2 separate regions of the Homo sapiens genome follow, and region 1 is linked to region 2. A link is a loop called in an ENCODE intact Hi-C map of the cell type or tissue named here. Cell type or tissue: OCI-LY7. All regions are shown on one strand. Each heading gives the region's core, and the rest is flanking DNA. Links, peaks and the distances in the headings are about the cores only.

Evidence for each region. A loop is a pair of places that touch in the nucleus more often than their neighbours do. Peaks named below come from ENCODE experiments on the same cell type or tissue, not always from the same donor. Only the 100,000 strongest peaks of a DNase experiment are listed, where the experiment ranks them.
Region 1: a loop joins it to region 2, with 2.6 times the contacts of the local background. A loop is called at or near these places in 1 of 110 quality-filtered maps.

The regions. Positions count from the first base shown.
Region 1 is chr3:98,814,594-98,819,987 of GRCh38, reverse strand. DCBLD2 (discoidin, CUB and LCCL domain containing 2) reads left to right here. Exons shown (of 16, transcript NM_080927.4): 8 at 571-786; 9 at 2,095-2,219. Among named protein-coding and RNA genes, the nearest start is that of ST3GAL6, 54 kb to the right of the region's middle. In OCI-LY7, for the core only: CTCF peaks have their summits at 2,146 and 2,360 (motif pointing left); a DNase peak (open chromatin) is centred at 2,337.
Region 2 is chr3:99,010,260-99,015,653 of GRCh38, reverse strand. No RefSeq gene overlaps it. Among named protein-coding and RNA genes, the nearest start is that of LINC00973, 98 kb to the right of the region's middle. In OCI-LY7, for the core only: CTCF peaks have their summits at 2,170, 2,374 and 3,164; DNase peaks (open chromatin) are centred at 2,353 and 3,403; H3K4me3 peaks cover 2,541 bases; H3K27ac peaks cover 3,632 bases.

The DNA.
Region 1 (5,394 bases), core at 229-5,228, 200 kb after region 2:
AACAGAAAATACTTACTGAGTGCCTTCTCTTTATGTGCCAGGCATTGCTCTGGTTCGAGTGATAGAGTAAAGTGAACAAACTCCTGCCTTCCTGGAGCTTACATTCTAGTAGTGAGAGATTGATGATAAGCAATGAATAAATTTCTGTTTATAATGTACTGTTTACAATATGATAAAAGATGTAGGAAAATAAGGAGGACTGGATTGAAGTTGGGAAGGGCCTTCCTCCCAGGGAAGACCTCAGGGAGAATGCAACATAGGCCAAAAACCTGAAGGAGGTAAAGGAGTGAGTTACTCAGTTATTTGGGAAGAGTGTCCCAGGGAGAAGATAATGTATCTCCATTAAACTAACAGTCATGCTTATAAATGAGCATGTTTGTAGGTTTCCTAATGATACACAAAGACATATGCCCAAGAAACACTTGCCTAGTTTTGAAATTTCTCTGTTACAGTGTATTATTAGTGTAGTGTATGTTAATTAAAGATGGAATAGAAAGTTTTCAGTGAGCAGGTCTACATGCATTTTGAAATTATACCTGGAAACCAAATTTAGTCTTTTCTTTGTTTCAGGATGTTATGGAACACTGGGGATGGAGTCTGGTGTGATCGCGGATCCTCAAATAACAGCATCATCTGTGCTGGAGTGGACTGACCACACAGGGCAAGAGAACAGTTGGAAACCCAAAAAAGCCAGGCTGAAAAAACCTGGACCGCCTTGGGCTGCTTTTGCCACTGATGAATACCAGTGGTTACAAATAGATTTGAATAAGGAAAAGAAAATAACAGGTTAAGAGACAAAAATTTTCTAAAGCAATTTGTAACACTTATTTTATTTGAAAAACTAGTAACATCTAAGATTTTCAGAGAAAATTAAGGCATTAAAATTGTAATTATATGGTTTTATATTTTCTTCACTGATGTTAATATTACTAGAGACACATTTTATGAAACATGGCAGAGAAAAGGAGTTATTTGTGTTGGTCAGGGTTCTCTAAAAGGACACAACTGATAGGACAGATGTATATATAAAGGGGAGTTTATTAAGGTGTATCGACTCACATGATCACAAAGTGAAGTCCCACAGTAGGCCATCTGCAAGCTGAGGAGCAAGGAAGCCATTCCGAGTCCCAAAACCTCAAAAGTAGGGAAGCCAACAGTGCAGCTTTTAGTCTATGGTCAAAGGTCCAGAAGTCCCAAAGCTAAGAACTTGGAGTCTGATGTTCAAGGGCAGGAAGCATCCAGCATGGGAGAAAGATGTAGGCTGGGAGACTTAAGCCAGTTTAGTCTTTTCACATTTTCTTCTGCCTGTTTTTATTCTGGCCGTGCTGATGCAGATTAAATGGTGCCGACCCAGATTGAGGGTGGGTCTGCGTGTCCTAGTCCACTGACTCAAATGTTAATCTCCTCTAGCAACACCCTCACAGACACACCTGGGAACAATACTTTTCATCCTTCAATCAAGTTGACACTCAGTATTAACCATCACAGTATTTAATTCGTAATAGCTTTTTGTTTCCATTGTAATGAGACTCTTTTTTTAAGGTAGTGTTTCAGTAAAGTGGTCTTGAGACATCTAAAATAACGGTCTCCTACAGTCATTAAGAGAAATTTATGTTAAAGGAGTCCATTTTAAATGATGAGATCATTAATTTTCCACATGTGGAGAGTATAAATTTAATTTAGGGGAACTTAGCAAATGGTCGGAATAATTGGTTGGGATTGGTTTAATTTTGTTAAAATATTTATTTTGTTTTGGTACTGTAAATAATACCAATAATCATCTTTAATCTGTTCATTCCCAGGAAGTCATCTTACCCAGTAGTCAAAATCTATTTTACGACGTTATAAACACAAGACACCAAAACAGAATAGTTCTTTACTTAATTAATGCCCACCCATAATCCTTCCTCTCTCTCCAAGGGAATAAGGCCAAGGATTTAGTAATTGTTATGACAAAAACGTGCACTTGGATATGGAAATGAGCCATAATTAGAAATGTTCGAGCTGTGCATTTCAAGTGTTTATACTTTGATGCTGAACAAACTTAGGGAATCAGACCATGTGCATTAATGAAAGCAACTCTTCATTCCCCAGGCATTATAACCACTGGATCCACCATGGTGGAGCACAATTACTATGTGTCTGCCTACAGAATCCTGTACAGTGATGATGGGCAGAAATGGACTGTGTACAGAGAGCCTGGTGTGGAGCAAGATAAGGTAAAATGATTACCAAGGTATTTTTAAAAAACATTTTTTAAATGGGTGGTTGCCAAGTCACAGAGCTCTCCTGTATAAAAGAGATGTAGAAGTTTAGAATGTCTTATACTACCCTCTTGTGGTTATTTTAGGTAGTGTTATTGGCCTTACTCTACTGACTTTAGAAAATTCTCAGTAGTTCTAGGTTCCTTTTGGTGATTGTAACGGTGAGTACTTTTCTGATTTTTGTCATTGCATTTTTAATTGAATTGTTTAGACACTTTATTAAGAAAGTCTAAAAGGGACCTTGTAATTTCTTATTTTTATGAAGCTTTTTTCAATTCACCAGATGATGGAGAGCCTTTGTTCCCAGATTTCTACTCTGTAGGCAAGAGGTAAAAAAAGAAAAAAGCTGAAAACCAACGTGCATTAAATTATAGGATATTAGAGATGAAAATTCATCTGAAGATCATCTCACCAACTTTCATCTTGGGAAACTTCTGTTTTTTCTTACATGAAGAATTGCTCTAGCATCTAATTATGGAATCTTTGTTTTAGTTAGCAACAATTTATGAAGATGCTGGAATGAGCCAGAGGAAATGATAAGGGGTGGGGAGCAGGCAGAGATGGGTCTTATTCAGATGTGTATCCCTTTGATCTTTAAATGGAGAAGTCCTTGTGCCTAAGGAAGATAGATGTCTCCCATCAGTACCAAAACTATGGGGCTGGGCATGATGGCTCACTCCTGTAATCACAGCACTTTGGGATTGCTTGAGCTCAGGAGTTTGAAACCAGCCTGGGCAACATGGCAACACGCCATCTCCACTAAAAATACAGAAAATTAGCCAGGCATGGTGGCGCATGCCTGTAGTCCCAGTTTCTTGGGAGGCTGAGGTGGGAGAATCACCTGAACCCAGGAGGTTGAGGCTGCAGTGAGCTGTGATCACTCCACTGCAATCCAGCCTGGGCGACAGAGGGAGACTCTGTCTCAAAGTGGAAAAAAAAGAACTGAAACAATGATGACATTTTTTCAAACTTTCCTATGAGTTTGATTTTGATTATATATTTTTGTTTTTTATCATGTATGATTTGCTAAAAAGTCTTCAATTACTACTTTTCTCATCTCTTTGTTCAAAAACCTCCAGGGGCTCATTATCTTTCATATGCATCTTAACTCCTCTGCTTTTATTCAAGGCCTCTTTCTTCTCTTCTACTTGGCGTCACATGAACTTCATCTTTGGTGAGCCTCTCCCTGTTAAAGAAAATAACAATACTGTCTCCATACATATCTTCTACCTCATGCCCCTAAACTTGACTACTCTTTACTCCTGCCACATCCATATTCATTTGTATCACATTTATTTTGCTTGTGGAATATAGCTAAATTTTTGGAATGTTAAGAATTGTTCAGGCTTATACTATAAAAACTTCTAAACATTAAATGATATTTCTGAAAAAGATTCTATGTTGCATTCATTTTTGAAAGGTAATTTCTCTAAGTGTAGAAATCTGGGTTGATCAGTGGTTTTTTGGTTTTTTTTTTTTTTTGGTTTTTCCTTTCAATAATTGAAATACGTTGTCTGCTGTTTGCTGGCTTGCATTGTTTTTGACAAGAATTCTGCTATTATTTCTGTTCCTCAATATGTGATATGTCTTTTTTTCTGTGGCTCCTTTTAAGGTTTTCTTTTTATCATTTGTTTTAAGCAGTTTGATTGATGTGGCTTTTTTATATTTTTCTTCTTTTTTTTTTGCGTGGGGTTCTTTGAGGTTTTTGGATCTGTAGGTTATGATTTGCATCAAATTTAGAAAATTGTAGTTCTTTTTTTTTCAAATATTTCCCTTCCCCAATTCTAATTTTATGAATATTATGACCCTTGAAGGTATCTTACCATTCACCAATGCTCCGTTCTTTATTTTTTTCAGTCTTTTTCTCTTTGTATTTTAGTTTGAAAGTTTTCTGTTTTGTCTTCAAGTTCACTAATCTATTCTTCTGAAATGTCTAATCTGTTAATCCCATCCAATGTATTTTTATCTCTGATACTGTATTTTTTATCTCTAGATGTTCAGTTTGGGAGTTTTAAGATGTCTCCAGTGTGTCTTTACATGCTCATGCTTTTCTCTATCTCTGGAACATGGAGCATATATAATAGCTCTTTTAATATCCTCATCTGCTAATGTTATCCTATGTCATATATGGGTCTTTTTATGTTGATTGATATTATGGATCATATTTTACCTGCCCGAATTTTTTTTATTGGATGCCAGACATTGTGTTACATTGTTTGGTGCTGGGGTTTTTTGTTATTAATATTCCCTTAAGTATTTTTGAGCTTTATTCTGGAATGTAGTTAAGCTACTGGAAACAATGTGATATTTTCAAGGCTTGCTTTTAAACTTCATTAGGCAGGACCTGGACAGCCTTCAGTTTTCTTATTTTTCTCCCCCACTGAGACAATACTGTTCTAAGTACTCACTGCAGCATCCCATGTATTATGAGGTTTCTCTGTTCTACCTCTTGGCAGTGTAAGGAATTCCCAGATCTACGGAGCTGTGAGACTTGTCCTGCTGACTCATTCCAGTGTTTCTTTTACTGGCCATAGGTCATTTCTTTACATGCAGCTGAAGATTTAAGGGATAACTCCTTATATATTCTAGAAGTGTCTCTCTCTCTCTCTCTCACTCACTCTATCTTTATAGCTCTCTTCTCTCCTAATCTCTGCCTACAAATTCTAGCTACCTTATTGGCCTCCCACTCTCAGCTCTGTCTCTGCAACTCAGTGAGACCGGCAGGCTCTGTTAGGGATCTCTCTCCCTGCACTGTGGCCTGGAAACTCTTCTATAGACAGTACTGGGGCAATAAATAGCAGGGTTCACCTTATTTGTTTCCCTTCTTTCCGTCATTATTGCCCAAGGCAGCCTGTTATCCAGTTTCTCAGGTACGTATAGGGCTGAACAATAAGTCTAATCCGTTACTCTTATGGTCAGAAATGCAAATCTTCACATTGAATTGTATGAATTAACAGTCTTTTCCCGCTCATGTAAGTCCATCTGCTCCCTCATCACCTCCAACCCAAGGGTAATTGGTGTATTCATTTTACCCCTTTTCTGAGCCTGCACATGTGCATGAGTACGCAGAGACTGCATTTGGTTTTGTTTTTAGAAAATGGGATTTATATATATATATACAATTTGTTTT
Region 2 (5,394 bases), core at 210-5,209:
AAAATTATTAAAAATATGTAATCAGTCTGATTTCAGGGTAAGTATATTTTTACTTCTTCGAATTTTTAGAATAAAACTAAATCTGGAAGACTCAAGAATTTGATTCCTACATGCATTTTCTCAAAATATTTTCACCCAAAAGGCTAAGGAAACCCAATCTTGGCTTAATTCCAAAGTTACTTTCCCTTGGTTTACAAAGAATAATATCTTCCTTGATACCACATATTTATTAGAGCTTTCATAAAAGTTCAAATGCGTTATATAATCTAATTTCTTCTTTGTCAGCACAAAAGTAAACCCTCAAAATACATTATAAATATATACCCAAAAGCTAAAACTATAAAATGTCTAGAAAAACACATAGAAAAAATCATTGTGACTTTCAGTTGGCAAAAATTCTTAGACACAAAAAGCACCACTTTTATAAGTGATGCTTATAAGAAAGCAGTGATTAGCTCAACTCCAGCAAATTTTTATATTTTTATTTTTTGAAAGACTCTATTGAGAAAATTGAAAGATGAGGTACTTGAGATTGGGAGAAAATTTTTTTTGTTTGTTTTGAGACAGAGTCTTGCTCTGTCGGCCAGGCTGGACTGCAATGGCACTATCTCGGCTCACTGCAAGCTCCGCCTCCCAGGTTCACGCCATTCTCCTGCCTCAGCCTCCGGAGTAGCTGGGACTACAGGCGCCTGCCACCACGCCCGGCTAATTTTTTGTATTTTTAGTAGAGACGGGGTTTCACCATGTTAGCTAGGATGGTCTGGATCTGACCTCGTGATCCGCCCGCCTCGGCCTCCCAAAGTGCTGGGATTACAGACGTGAGCCACCACGCCCGGCCAAGAAAATGTTTTTAATACATATGTCTGACAAGGGACTTGCATCCAGAACATAAAAGCACTCTTATAATTCAATAAGAAAAAGCAAACAGCTTCACTAACATGTCAAAAATGTTTGAACACAACAAAAGAAGATATTTTAATGATAAACACATAAAAAATTATCCACATCATTAGTTATCAACACAACAAAAATTAAAACTATAGCAAGACACCACTACATACCCATTCAAATAGCTAAAATTTAAAAGACTGATATTACTGGCTGGGCGCAGTGGCTTATGCCTGTAATCCCAGCACTTTGGGAGGCCGAGGCAGGTGAATCACTTGAGGTCAGGAGTTTGAGACCACCCTGGCCAACATGAAACTCCTTCTCTACAAAAATACAAAAAAATTTAGCCGGGCATGATGGTGCACTCCTGTAATCCCAGCTACTTGGGAGGCTGAAACAGGAGAATCACTTGAACCCAGGAAGCAGAGGTTACAGTGAGCCAAGATCATGCCATTGCACTCCAGCCTGGGCAACAGAGCAAGATTTCATCTCAAAAAAAAAAAAAAAAAAAAAAAAAAAGACTGATATTACCAAGTCTCACTGAGTGTGAAGCAACTGAAATTCATACATTGCTGGTAGATGAATAAACTGATAATGCCATTTTGGAAAAGAGTGTGGTACTTTCTCATAAAGTTAACATCTCATACAACCAGTACTTCCACTTTTAGGTATTTAGCCAAGAGAAATGAAAACATTGGCCCACAAAAACACACGTATATATACATTTCTGGCCACTTCACTTAAGATAGCAAAATCTTGACACAACCCAGAACTTTGTCAACAGAAAACGACATAAACCCATCATGGTTTATTCATACAATTAAATATGATTCATCCATAAGAAGGAATAAACTACTGATAAGTGCAATAACGTGAATAAATCTCACTGACATTATGCTGAGCCAAGAAAGCCAGACACAACAGTATATACCATATGATTCTGTTACTATAAAACTTTAGAACTGATAAAACCAACTCATGTGATAGAAATCAGATCAGTATCTGCCTGAGGTGGGGTTGGAGAGGAATAACTAGAAAGGAACATGAGCTTTCTGGGGTGATGGAAATGTACTCTATCTTAATTTGGGAGGTAGTTGCAAGCTTGTTTTCATTTATCAAAACTCATTTAACTGTCTACTTAAAATGGGTGCATCTTATGGTATATAAATTATACTTCAATAAATTTTATTTTAAAAATATGCAGAAGTAACTATATTTATATGTGACAATGGAAAGGACCTGCAAACAGCAACACTCCAAATCAATGAGCACACCTAGTACCCAAACTTTAGTGTTTAAATATAATTCTCATGTAAAGGAACCAGGAATTCTTGGGAAAATGGCTGGTTTCAAGGTTGAGGAAAACACAAAATGAAACTAGAATATGTTGTTGTGGCAGAAACTCAAGAAGTACTCAAAAAATAATGGACAGTGTCAAAAAGGACAAAGAAGCCAGCTCTAAGGGACTCCTGCTGGCCAACTCTGAGAGAATCTGAGTATCAAAATGTATAAGGATAGTAACAGATTATAACCCACTAAATTAAACAGGGAACCTAAATAAGAAATAAATAAATGAGTAAATTGAATATGATGAAGAAAGAGATATTTATTTGATTTTAAAAGTATCTTCCCTCAAAATACTTTTTAAGTACAAAGTAAAAGGATGTAGGAAAAGGATGTAATGCTACAGTGAAGAAGCATGGCAGACACCACTTCAATCAAATGATCAAAGTAAGCATCATTAATAATGCAATAAATTGAAATTGCCACCTACTAGGGCATATGAGGAGACTGCATCAGTTTTGTGACTCTACTATTAAAGACACATAACCTGAATCTATTCCTAGAGATGTTACTATACGCATCATGCCAACTTTAACTTATAGAAATGCAGCAAAAATCTCAAATGTTTCCTTCTGGGTCAGCAGATACCCTATACACAGTACAAGCATTGATAACTCTTCTTATTGTACCACTCATCCTTTCCTCCCTTAGACATATCTCTGATCCATCATCTTAATCTCTTTGCTATTTTTATATCTTTAGATATGCAGCACATTTTTCTAATTAGAGCACTTCTACTTCCTCAGAATTTGTATAAAAACAGATAGCAACATGAATATCACTAGAAGATTTTATCTGGAGACTAACCTCGTATCTTTTAAAATACCAGATCTCTGTCAAGAACAAAGTTTCCACAGGACAGTAGATTATAAACATCTGGCACCCAATGGCCAGTGATTCAGTTACTGGCTGACATTTCAACCCTGAACTCATCTAGCAAATGGTGTCTAAATTATAATTTCTGCTAAGCCTATAAATAAGGAGATAGGAGGCAGCACCTGGAGACTCCGAAAGCATGAGCTGGGGTCTTTTGTCATGCTTGGTATAGCACAGAAGCTTTGTAAAAAACTTAGTCACCTGGAGGTCAGTGAAAAATGACAGTGGCAGCTGCAATCACTCAAGTACAAAGAGGAAAAAATGTTTCTTTGCTGGACTGCATGGTTGGCTGGGCACTAGCCACTTGTGACGAGAAGAGAATTCAATTCATAACCTCACTATGTTCCTTGGGCGGCCCATGCATACTTCCTGACTTCTGTAAGGGTTACTGGTAGCACAGCTTCTCAGCCCTTTGTCCTTATTTGAGCATAGAACACTAAATCCCACTTTTAACACCATTGGTAAGAGAACATTAAATCTCCAGTCTCTGGGGTACTCCACAAGCCTGATCTCAACCTGGGAAAGAATAGTTCTCACCTGATGGAGCAAAGCCTGTCAGAGAAACAAACATACCATCTGATTTTTAAACTCCAAAATGTGCTTAAATTTTTAAACATTCCATCTCTGCTAATCTATTTAAGAAATGGAGTGATGGAAGTGAATACCTAAGACTAAGATGAGTCTTCCACCAGAGAGCCAAGCTAACTCACTACTTTAGGAGCAAGAGCTAATGCTTTGTTGTAAATCTAAGAATGCTTTGCATCATTTTTCCACTGTTCATTAAATGAAATGTATACCACTTAATTATTATTCATGTGACAGAATATTTTTATCATAATTATATTTCAATTTAGGCTCATTTCAGAGCTAGAAAACCCATTAAACAGAAACCCTAATATCTTCAGAATTATTGAGAAGAGAGCCCTGACTATATAGTCACACTGCTTCATTCTCTTGTCCCCTTCTGGTGAGACTTCAAGAATGTACCTTCCATTGACCCATTCTCTTCTCCTGATAAGTATACATATTTAACAACTGAATTCATTATAATTAATGCCCCCTAATATACAAAGGGCCATGAATCTTTAAAAACAAGAAAATTGGTGAAATCAGGGAAAAGGAAATATAACTGGCCAAAAACACATTAAAAGTGCTAAACCTAACTGATGATTAAGGAAATAAAAATTGAAGAAATTATACTATCAGAATGGCAAAACAATTATTCAATGATAACAGCCATTGGTAAAGATGTGAGAAACTAGGTAGTTGAATTGAAGCTGATAAAATCTCCTTAGGGAGCAATTTGGTATTATGTTTTAAAATGTAAAACTCATATTCCCTTTGAGCTAGCTCTTCCATTTTCAGAAAGTTATGTTATAGACTCTCATATACACACACTAGTATATATACACATATGTATATATGTGTATAAACACACATGCTAATTGCCATTTTAATTTTTTAATTAAAAGCAACCTAAATGCTCACTGATAAGAAATATGTTAAATATAATATATAGGTATATATACACACACACATTACAATGTATTGGCATATTCATACATTGAAAAGCTGTGACATCATGAAGACACCAAAGCAAATCTAAATGGAGCTGTCTCTCAGGTACACCAAAATAATAAACATATTTTGGTAAAAATTGTGTGTGTACATATATATATATATATATATATATATATATATGTCTTTTATAACTACATAAGCTTACATAAGCATACAACGTTTTTGGAAAGATCCACAAGAAACTCTTTACAGTGGTTAGTTCTGGCAAAGAATACAAAGGGTCCAAAATGGAAGGAAAGCTTATTTCTGTCATCATGTACCAATTTGAACTATTTGAATTTTGTTCATGTGCATGTATTACTTGTTCAATAAAAGGAACATGTTACATATAATATTTATGTTATATATATTTATTTGACCTGCAAAAATAAATATTATATGTAACATGTTTCTAGTTTGGGAAAACCTCATTAAAGTTCTGTGAATATTCTTGTACAAATTGTTTTGTGGACACATGCACTACTTTTGGCACATCCCAAATATAATATACTCAAAGCCATCTGTATTAACTTCTCTCCTTCATCTTACATCTTCAATTCATTTTCCTGTTCACCAGGATGACAAAATTTTTTTTTAAAAAATATTCAATCCCTAGAATTTTTTTGACTCTTCTCTCCTCTTCACTTTCTGTGCAAAATGACTCTTCAAAAACTATTGTTCTCTTTCTCTTATAGTTCACATTGGCATATGACAGACTACTCAAAA